2 separate regions of the Homo sapiens genome follow, and region 1 is linked to region 2. Evidence: chromatin loops called from intact Hi-C (ENCODE). Cell type or tissue: CD4-positive, alpha-beta T cell. All regions are shown on one strand. Each heading gives the region's core, and the rest is flanking DNA. Links, peaks and the distances in the headings are about the cores only.

Evidence for each region. Peaks named below come from ENCODE experiments on the same cell type or tissue, not always from the same donor. Only the 100,000 strongest peaks of a DNase experiment are listed, where the experiment ranks them.
Region 1: a loop joins it to region 2, with 1.9 times the contacts of the local background. A loop is called at or near these places in 1 of 110 quality-filtered maps.

What each region holds. Positions count from the first base shown.
Region 1 is chr19:55,299,209-55,304,572 of GRCh38, reverse strand. BRSK1 (BR serine/threonine kinase 1) reads right to left here. Exons shown (of 19, transcript NM_032430.2): 8 at 2,915-3,061; 9 at 2,405-2,436; 10 at 1,706-1,876; 11 at 1,165-1,262; 12 at 747-906; 13 at 463-523; 14 at 1-22. Among named protein-coding and RNA genes, the nearest start is that of BRSK1, 18 kb to the right of the region's middle. RefSeq lists a silencer at 1,038-1,332. In CD4-positive, alpha-beta T cell, for the core only: a CTCF peak has its summit at 2,568 (motif pointing left); a DNase peak (open chromatin) is centred at 2,632; H3K4me3 peaks cover 874 bases.
Region 2 is chr19:55,177,052-55,182,415 of GRCh38, reverse strand. SYT5 (synaptotagmin 5) reads left to right here and starts at 2,127. Exons shown (of 9, transcript NM_003180.3): 1 at 2,127-2,299; 2 at 3,330-3,453; 3 at 4,048-4,220. The coding sequence starts at 3,375. It overlaps PTPRH (protein tyrosine phosphatase receptor type H), which reads left to right. Exons shown (of 20, transcript NM_002842.5): 19 at 265-400; 20 at 513-1,169. The coding sequence ends at 662. RefSeq lists silencers at 2,112-2,301, 2,182-2,594 and an enhancer at 2,582-2,661. In CD4-positive, alpha-beta T cell, for the core only: no CTCF peak of the experiment used is centred there; DNase peaks (open chromatin) are centred at 2,185 and 2,985; H3K4me3 peaks cover 1,221 bases; H3K27me3 peaks cover 3,674 bases.

The DNA.
Region 1 (5,364 bases), core at 105-5,104, 120 kb before region 2:
GTGAAAAGGAAAAGACCGGACTCTGCAGAGGACAGGAGACTGAGATAAGCGAGTGGACTACAACTCCCAGGAGGCTCTAGGAGCCCCACTCACACGCACACTCACGGACGCTGGCCCGGTGCATGCTGCAACTTGTAGTCCAAGTATCCTCCTTCCCAGGCCCCAGAGCAAGGATAGCAAAGACTTTCTATCATGCTGTGGGCTGAAAACCCAGCCGGTGCAGATACTAGTACACAGCAGGCACTCAACTAACTTTTGTAAAATCTCTTCAGGCATGCAATCCTAAGGAGGTAGAAATGGCCAATGGACCAAAATACTTTGGAGGCCTTGGGTCTTTGGCCCTCCAGGGACAAAGAAGCAAGTCTCAAGACTGCACAGGAATTGTAGTTTCTGCTACTCAATCTTTGCTCCATGTCTCCACCCCTTTCTCCTTCTTAAATCCCACTGGGGACCTGGCCTTACCCTTGGGCTGCTTAGAGGGCTGGAGGACAGACCCGTGGAGGCTCCACTGACGCTACGGGATCTGTTTCCAGGATAGATTTAAAAAAAAAAAATCAGATGGGAGGGTTTCAAAAACCACAGATGTTCCCTCACTTCTACAGTCCTTCCAGGTGAGGAAATGAGGCCCAGAGAGGGGAGGTGAATTGTCCCAAGGACACAGCACATTTGAGGTAGAGCTGGGGTTAGAATCTTGAACTCCTAGACCCAGGGATTGTGGATCCTCCTGGAGGGACAGGGGCTCCCACCTCTGGCTGTGCTGGGCCATCTCCAAGGCCCGTCGGGTGGGTACAGGGGAGCCACCACCCCCGGCATCGGTGATGCTCAGGACTTCCATGGACTTCCGCTCTGGTCGCCGCTTCCCGTGACGGCTCAGCATGGGAGAATCCACACGCTTCCGGGGGGGGTCTGAGGGACAACAGTTTCAACCCAATCAAGAGATGGTTTCACCCAGCTGTGTACAACTGCCTCAGAAACTGCACACATGGGGAAACAGGCCTAGAGTGGAGAGGGGATTTGATAAATGTCAAAGAGCAAGTCAAGCAGTCTAAAGCTGGAAGCTCAGAGCCTGCAGCCCCTTCTTTCCTTGGGAATCTGGGGTCCCCGTGGCCAGCCTCTTCCAATCTCGAGACCCAGGTGTCTGGTCCCCTAGCCCTGCCTTCTCACCAACATCATTCCGGGGAGGCAGGTCCTGGTCCTCACAGCTGGGATACCGCTCCTTCCGATCCAAAAGCAGATAATATATCATCTTTTCTTGGTTCTCCCTAAGGCAGGGGGTGGGAAAGGTGGAAAGAGGTAGCAGAGGGCTGAGGTCCAACATCAATGCTCAGAGGAGGTCTCCTCCGCTCCCTGTATTTCTGCCCATGGTTCCATTTTTTCTAGGTATCAGTATGGTCAGTTTCTCTGGTTTAGGGTACATCTCAGCTGTGTTTCACTCAATTATAATAACACTGTAACACCTAACATCCAGGCAAGAACTATTTGTAAGTACTATGTATATGTAAGTACTATGTCGCAGCATCTATTAATACTTTCTCAGCGTGTTTCTGGGCCGTTTTCTCCGCTGGTTCCATCACTCCCAGGCGGGAGCTTCAAACCATGCCCCATGAGAGGCCAGGGTTCCTCGCCCAGCACTCTGCATGTGCGCAGGGAGCTGCTGCAGCTCGCCCCACGTGGGTACACGGGTGCAGGGGTCTTGGGGTCTTACTCCTCACTGCGCAGCTCGCGATGCAGCCTCTCGCGGTCCCTGAAGCAGCCCAGTGATGCCATGCTCTCTAGGACGTCGGGGTCCAGCTCTCCGTTGGATGGCAGGCTCCGCATGGCTACCCGGCGGCCAGGGGCTGGCTCCAGGCACGGGTCTGGCTCGTGTTTCCCGCCTCTGGGGAAGTGGAGAAACATTATTGGGAACCGGGCTTCTGAGATTCAGCATTCTTCATTCTAGACTCAATGATCCCGGACCCCGAAATCCGAGTCTAGGCCCCGGCCCCTTCTCTCTCATACCCAGGAATCCAGACGCCCCAGACCTCGCCCCCCATCTCAGACCCAGGAGTCCAGACCTCCAGCCCCTTTTCCCTCCGACCGAGGGGTCCAGGCCCCCGGCCCCTCCTTCTTCAGACCCAGAAGTCCAGGCCCCCAGCCCCTCCTCCCTCGGATCCAGGAGTCCAGGCCCCCAGTCCCTTTTTCCCTCAAACCTGGGAGTCCTGGACTCCTAGCTTAGCCCCTCCTGCCTCTGACCCCTAGACTCCTTCTCTAGCTGTGTCCTCTTCCCCCAGGACCCATAAGTCCGAGTCCCTAGCCCGTTGCCTCTCAGGAACCCTGGCATCCCACCCCTCCCAGCCGCTTCTACTGCTTTGGCCCCTCCCCTATTTCCGCCAGGGACCCAAGAGTCCAGTTACCCCATACTCACAGGTACCAAGGATGTTTCTGAATTTGCTCCAGCTGTGAGGGTGGTGAGTCGTAGAGAAGCAGAAGTGAGGTCGTAGGCACATGTAGGCGCGCAATGAAAGACTGGGGTGGTTTTGGGGTCCCTGATCATCTCCCCGCCCACCCCACCGGGGGCAGGATGACATATTACATCGCCCTCTAGTGGCGACTGAGTGCATCGCCCCGCGCACGCGCGGTCTCCGTGTACCCCGGACCGGCCGCATTACTTTGCCGCATGCGCAGTGGCATCCTGTTCGCCTCCTTACTCCTGCGCCCTCCCGCTGCCTGGAGCTCCCCGCCCCAATCTTGCGTAGCCCCCTCCCCAGTTTGGAGCGGCAGCTGTGCTGGACCTTGGGCTGCGGCTCAGCTGGCGATCCCAGTCACCCTGGGGACTGACGAGCAGGTTCTGGAAACCCATCCCCATGACTTTTCTAGGGGGTTCTGTCTTCATCGGCCACTGTTCCCCCCTCCGCCGGTCCCCCCCTCAACTCACACTGAGCCTTTTTTCGGGCTCCACTTCGATCATTCCCCTCAGGAGGCTCTGGCAATCTGGAGGAATGAAGTGGGGCATGTGGAAGACGCCCCGTTTCACCTTCTCCAGCAGCTGGCGGAGGTTGTCGTCATCAAAGGGCAGAGCCCCCTGGGCAAGAGATAACCAGGACCCCTCATTAGCACATTTCACCCTCACCACAAGCACTGGAGGTGGGGAACTACGGTGATCTCCACCTTAAGGGGTTGGAAACTGAGGCACAGAGAGGCTCAGCAATTTGCCAAAGGCCCCTAGCTCGTCCGTGGCACAGCAGGCACTTGGCAAGGAGCAGCTTGGAGCCCCGCTTACGAAGCTAGAATTGCAGCGTGGAGGCTGTTCCTTTTAGACAGCTTTCCCCCCACAGCAGTTTCGAAACGGTTGTCTCTCATTCACTCATTCAACAAAAGGTGAGCATCCGTTACAGGTCAGGGATCCAGCAGTGAACAAAACAGGCCTCTGCCCTTGCACAGCTCCAAACAAATAGCTATACAATGACGAGCGACTGAGTGAGGCTTCTCCCAGGAGGTGCAATGGGAGCAGAGACCTGAATGAGGCTGAGCCCTAAATCAATGACTGGTGTCCTTATAAGAGGAGACGAGGACGCAGGCACAGAGAACAGTCATGTGATGACGGAGGCAGAGATGGGAGTGATACAGCTGCAACTGAAGGAACGCCAAGGACACCAGAAGCTAGGAGAGGCAAGGAAGGATCCTTCCCTAGAGCCTCCAGAGGAAGCAGGGCCCTGCTGACACCTTTTCTTTTCTTTCTTTCTTTCTTTTTTGAGATGGAGTTTCGCTCTTGTCGCCCAGGCTGATGTGCAATGAGGTGTTCTTGGCTGACTGCAACCTCTGCCTCTCCCAGGTTCAAGCGATCCTCCTGCCTCAACCTCCCGAGTAGCTGGGATTACAGGCATATGCCACTATGCCCGGCTAATTTTTTTATTTTTAATAGAGACGGGGTTTCACCATGTTGGCCAGGCTGGTCTCAAATGCCCAACCTCAAGTGATCCACCTGCCTCAGCCTCCCAAAGTGCTGGGATTACAGGCGTGAGCCACCACACCCAGCCTAATTTTTGTATTTTTAGCAGAGATGGGGTTTCACCACGTTGGCCAGGCTGGTCTTGAAGTCCTGACCTCAGGTGATCTGCCCGCCTCAGCCTCCCAAAGTGCTGGGATTACAGGTGTGAGCCACCGCACCTGGTCCCCTGCCTTGCTTTGAATCCTTGCTCTGGGGCTTATACCTGCATGACCTCAGGCAAGTCACTGCTCTGAAAATGGCAATGGGTCGTCACAGCACCCACCTCACGGACTGCATCAGAATGAACTGACCTAGTACATGACAGTGCTGGGCCCACAGTCAGGACTGTTACAGGCTGGCTGCTGTGACGCACTGACCATAGACCCCACCACATCCTGCATTCTGACGTAGCCACCAGCCATGAAGCAGGGGACAAAATCACATCCCTGCCCTCCTGGAGTTGGCCTGGGACGCTGCCTGACACACACTCGACACTCAAGTCATCAGCAAAGGTGGTGGAATGAGCAGAGAAGTTGCATTCCAGAGGGGACAGGAAACAAACAAGCGAACGTATCATACGGGACGGGAGGGAATGCTTCCAATCACCAGGGCAAGGGTTGGAGGGGAGCCAAGGTGACCCCCCATGGACAAAGACTCATGGGAGGTGATGGTGTGAGCCTTTGAGGGCTTTTCCGGGTGTTGCAAGCTCCCAGTTGCCCCTGGTATCTGAGGCCTGTGGACGGAGAATGGGGAGATACAGAGAAGGCACCTCTGAATGCCGATCTTAGGGTGCGGAAGCCTGGGTTTGACTTCTGGTTGCCTGATGCTCAAGCACAGAGCCTCAGTTTCCTCTCCTCTGTGAAACGGACATAATGATCCTGCCAGGAAGGGTACGGTCTGGATTAAATATTATAACAACAGGCTGGGCATGGTGGCTGACACCTGTAATCCTAGCACTTTGGGAGGCCAAGGGGCGAGGATCACTTGAGTTCAGTAGTTTGACACCAGCCTGGCCAACGTGGTGAAACCCCATCTCTACTAAAAATACAAAATTTAGCCGGGCAAAGTGGCGGGCGCCTGTAATCCCAGCTACTCGGGTGGCTGAGGCAGGAGAATTACTTGAACCCAGGAGGCGGAGGCTGCAGTGAGCCGAGATCACACCACTGCACTCCATCCTAGGTGACAGAGAAAGTCTCCATCTCAAAAAAAACAAAAAACAAAACAAAAAAAAAAACCAAAACAAATTATAACAACAATACAGTTGATTCTTGTTATTCTTGAGAGTTCTGTTCTATAAAGTCACTGCAAACTCTCAACTAGTGAACGAGTCACGGCTACTGGAGGAACTATAGTTAGTAAGCTTCCTTTGACCCTCTCGTCACATTTTTGTCAACCAG
Region 2 (5,364 bases), core at 229-5,228:
AGTAGCTGGGATTACAGGCATGCGCCACCATACCCGGCTAATTTTTGCATTTTTAGAAGAGACGGTTTTGCCAGGTTGGCCAGGCTGGTCTGGAACTCCTGACCTTGGGTGATCCACCGGCCTCAGCCTCCCAAAGTGCTGGGATTACAGGTGTGAGCAGGCATAGTTATTGTCATCATTCAAACACAGATCCCTCCAATCAGCCATGACCCCGGACCCTCACACTCCTGCCCCTTGGTCTGACCCTTCCCTTGTTCTGCCTAGTGCTGGCGTGGGTCGCACAGGAACCCTCATTGCCCTGGACGTCCTGCTCCGGCAGCTGCAGTCCGAGGGTCTCCTTGGGCCCTTCAGCTTTGTAAGGAAGATGAGAGAGAGTCGGCCGTTGATGGTGCAGACTGAGGTGAGGCAGTCCCTCAGCAACACAGGACGGGAGGCAGTGGGACGAGGGACCCTGGGGCTCCACGCAGCTCAGACCTGGGGGGACGCCTCTCACTCCCGTGCCTGCTTCCCAGGCTCAGTACGTATTCCTGCATCAGTGCATCCTGCGGTTCCTCCAACAGTCAGCCCAGGCCCCAGCCGAGAAGGAAGTCCCGTATGAGGATGTCGAAAACCTCATCTACGAGAACGTGGCCGCCATCCAGGCCCACAAGTTGGAGGTCTAAGTGACGAGGGGGCTGGGTCGGCAGCCCAGGCATCCTCAAGCTCTGGACACCCACTTGAGCCCAGATTCCTGGAAGAGCAGAGGGCTGGGCTCCCAGACTCCTGGGTGCTGTGGGAGGAGGGGGCTGGTATCCCAAACTCTGGTTTCCCCAGGAGAGAGTGGTCTGGTGGGCTTCAGATGAGTCCTATGGGAGCTGGGGATCTGGATTCCTGGTTCCCTGAAGGAGGAGAGGGATGATAGCTTGGATTCCCTAGGTCTTTCCAGGATGCAGAAAGAAACAGGCTGGGGCCTGGATTCTGAGGCAGGAAGGAATTTGGGTCTGGAGTTCTGGCTACTTGAGGACCAAAGGCAGGAAGGATCCTGCCTTGATTTTACTTCAGAAACCAAATCAGTCTTCTATAATCTGGGGTCGGAGGGAGTCCCTGTGCCCAAGGTCTCTCTGCACCCCACCATCCACATGTATTTTTCCTTCTATCCCATAATTTATTAAATCACTGTTCTCCCCAGAGACAGTTGTCCCATGGATTTCTGGGTCTGGAAATAATATTGGATTGGGAGTAGGGATGGGTTCCTGGTATCTAGGGATCGAGGCGAACGTCCAGGAGGGGACTAGAGGGACCCACACATTTGCACATGAAAAAATGTAGGTTTGGGTGGTTGAGTCTCTCAGAGAAGGCAGTGTCCAGACGTCTGTGTCCAGGGTCTGGGCAGTATGGACAGGGCTCGCTGGAGCTAGGTGCTTGGGGACTTGCCTTCTGAGCTTTTCTTTTACTCTTCTCTGTTGTTGTTGTTGTTGTTTTGTTCTGTTTTTGTTTTTGTTTTTGAGACATGGTCTTGCTCTGTTGCCCAGACTGGAGTGCAGTGGCTCACTGCAGCCTTGACCTCCTGGGCCCAGGTGATCTTCCCACCTCAGCCTCTAGAGTAGCTGCCATCACAAGTGCGCACCACCACGCTGGCTCATTTTTGTAGAGACGGGATTTTGCTATGTTGCCCAGGCTGGTCTCCAGCTCCTGGGCTCAAGCATTCCTCCTGCTTCGGCCTCCCAAAGTGCTGAGGTTACAGGTATGAGCCACCGCACTGGCCGCCTCCTGGGACTGGTGTTAGGGGAACTTAGAGGGCGATGTCTGGGGGCTGATAGCTGGGGACTTTGATGCTGAACCCTGCAGAGTCTGGGTCTCCAATGGGGGTCTGGGGTCTCCTAGGTCCTAGGACTGAGTATCCTGGCATGCCGTTCTTTGGGCTATACAGGGTGTGTGTCGTGTGTGTTGGGGCGGGAGGAGTGGAGTGGTCTGGACGGCCAACGACTGGACCAGAAGGCAGAAAATGCTAAAGCACCAGGATAAACATCTGTGGGCGTCATCGAGGTTCCCGGGTGGAGGCGGGAGGAGGGGCGGGGCAGGGCTTTCCGCCTACCCGAGACCAAATACGGGCACACACAATACACACCACACACGCGCGCACACGCACACGGGCACACACGCGCGCACGGGATCCTGCTCCGCTCCGCGGCTCCCCCGCCCCGGAGAGCTCCGCGATCAGCACCCGGGACAGCGCCACCGCCCACGTGCAGGGGGTGGGGTCCGGGCGGGGCTGGCGCCTCGGCGTCTCCCGGGAGTGTCCCGTCCAGCCGCCGAGCAGGTAGGAGCTGCTGGGACCCCCGCCCTCAGCCCATCCGCATCCGCATCCCTAGAGGAAAGGGGTGTGCGAGTGGGGGCTGGGGCACTGGGGAGACAACCAGAGGGAGGGCAGCAGCCTGAAGCGGAGAGACAGGGATCTGGGGACGCGAGACAGGTATGGAGAAGACAAAGAGCCGAGGGCGGGGAGTGGGGCGCAGGCGGAGGGGAGAGGGAGAGACCCTGGAGACAGAGGCCAGGCGATAGGGAAGAGAGACAGGCGGGTTGGGGAGGCAGACACAGGGAAGACGCCTATGTGGGGTCAAGAGGCAGCGTGGAGACCGAGGCGGTCACGAGAGCAGCACGGATGCGTGGAGAGACCAACAGGCCAAGAAGGATGAGGGGGCTCAGCACAGGCACCGGGCAGCCCCCGACCCGCCCTCCAGCAAAATTGGGGAGAGGGAAGAGGGAACCTGCGTCTCAGCTCCCAGGACCAGGTGCGGAGGGAGCAGTCGGCTGTGGGCGCTCGGACCACAGGCTGCCCGCTCCCCACCTCGCGGGACCTCAGGATCCCAGTCGGGCTATTGGGGGGTTCCCAGGCACCGGTGGGCCCCGGAGCGAGCCTGCCCCGCCGGGACTCCGCGTCTGTGCGTCAGCCCCGCCCGTTGTCCTGGCAACAACCCGTTGCCCGGGCAACCAGCTTTGCTCTCACCCCGCTTGAGAGGAGCCCGGCTGTTGCTCTGGGCAACGCGGTCTGCTGGTTCCCACGTCTGCCTTCGCCCGCTTCCGGTTCAGACCCTGCGGAGGGGCGAGGACGAGGCAGAAGTCAGCGGGATGCCTGTGGGGCCGTGGAGGAAGAGGGTATCCCTTTAGGATGGAACTAGGTCCTGGACACCCCCTCTCAAGTGCGGGGAGGCTGATACTACAACTCCCAGCATGACTCGCGGTGGCTGTCCGGTTTCTGCGCGGCTGTTCGCGCAAAGGCCTCATGGGAGTTGGAGTTCTTTGTTGTGCGTGGGGCTCAAAGGACGTCTGGGGTGGGAATGGGGGACTAGGGTGCTTGAGTGTCTCTGCAGAAAAGACTCCAGGACCCCGCCACCATGTTCCCGGAGCCCCCAACCCCGGGGCCTCCATCGCCCGACACGCCTCCCGACTCCAGTCGCATCAGCCACGGCCCAGGTGAGCAAGACCCGGGGGTGGGGGGCCGAGCAGAGAGAAAGCCTGGCCAGGATTCCGAGGGGCGGGATTCGGACGGGTGTACTCGGGCAGGCGGGCTGGAAAATCCGGCTGGGATCCCGGGTCGTCATCCTGGACTGGAATGCGAACGAAATGGGGTAAAAGGAAGGAACAGATTTGCAAAAAAAAAAAAAAAAAAAAAAAAAAAAAAATCGAAACCGGATCAAGGGGTGTTGCATGGAATGGGATCTTAGAATTGGAAGGTCCACCTAGCTCTTCTTTTACAGATAAGGAAACAGGCCCGATGAGGAGCAGGGCTTCTTGTAAAAGCATCAGGAGTTGAGCAGAAATGGGGGGCGGGGTCGGGTAAGGAAAGGCAGAACTAACAAGCAAGCAAATCCAGATGGTGTCAGCCTGGGTTGGGGCATCGAATCTCTCTATAGGCCACATTAGGTGGAAGAAAAACACAGGAAGAAATGCAATGAAAATGGCTGGAGGGAAAAGGAGGCCAGCATTCCAGCTTCCACGTGTAATCAGGACTGAATCAGCCTGCGTGCTGCCCAGGCCTCAATGTGTGTTGTCTCCACCCCTCTGCAGTGCCCCCCTGGGCCCTGGCCACCATCGTGCTGGTCTCAGGCCTCCTCATCTTCAGCTGCTGTTTCTGTCTCTACCGGAAGAGCTGTCGGAGGCGGACAGGCAAGAAGAGCCAGGCCCAAGCCCAGGTCCACCTTCAGGAAGTGAAGGGGCTGGGCCAGAGTTACATAGACAAGGTGTGGCCCAGCCCAGCCCCTCCACCTGGCCCCTTCCCGCACCCTGCTCCTCTCAATGGCCCAGCTGGTCCCAGTCCCTGCTCCCTTCTGTCCTATAGGAACCCACCTTACTGGCTCATCCTCCCTGTGTGTCTAGCCCTCAACTGGACTCTGGGGACCCAGAGATGGAACAGAACTAGTTGCTATTCCCAAGAACTTCCCAGTCTGGTGGGAGAGTCAGGCACTGACACAGACACTCACCACACAGGGTAATATGTGCCATACTACAGGGTCTCATAGGAGCACAGAAAAGGCATCCCACTGTATAGAAACCTACAGAAACATATAAATATTTGGCTCTGGGCCGGGTGCGGTGGCTCACGCCTGTAATCCTAGCACTTGGGAGGCTGAGGTGGACAGATTGCCTGAGGTCATGAATTCAAGACTAGCCTGGGCAACATGATGAAACCCTGTCTCTACTAAAAATACAAAAGCCAGCCATGGTGGTGTGGTATAATCCCAGCTACTCGAGAGGCTGAGGCACTGAAACCGGGAGGTGGAGGCTGCAGTGAGCTGTGATCGCGCCACTGCACTCCAGCCTGGGTGACAGAGCGAGACTCTGTCTCCAATAAATAGATAAATAAATAAATGGCTCTGAAAGCTGAAAACCAGCTTTGTGCCAGAATACTTTAAAATATGCTGATTTTTTTCAGAAAATGGGACATATTTACAGTAGGAAAAAGTTTAAAACAGAGGGTCAGACAGAGGAGGCTTCGTGGTGGAGGTGACTTCTGCACTGAGACCTGAGGGACAGAGTTAACTGAGACCAGAGAGAAGGACATTCTAGTCCAAGTTGGAGCATGTGTTGAGGCCCCATATCCAGATTCAGGCCCCATATCCAGATTCTGAGGCTTATTTGGGGAACAAAGAGTCATTTCTCACAATAGCTGCACTCTGGAGTGAAGTGTCTGGAGAACTCAGCAGTATCCATGTCATGAAGGTGATGAAGGCTACAAATATGTTTTGAGCATGAGAGGGACAGGGTCAGATGGTGTTAGGATGACTCCTCTGGAACCCTGTGTAGGACAGATCTGCGGCGAGGGATCCAGGGACGAGGCCAGTGCAGCAGCAGCCTGGAGAGGATAAAAGACATTTGCATTGGATG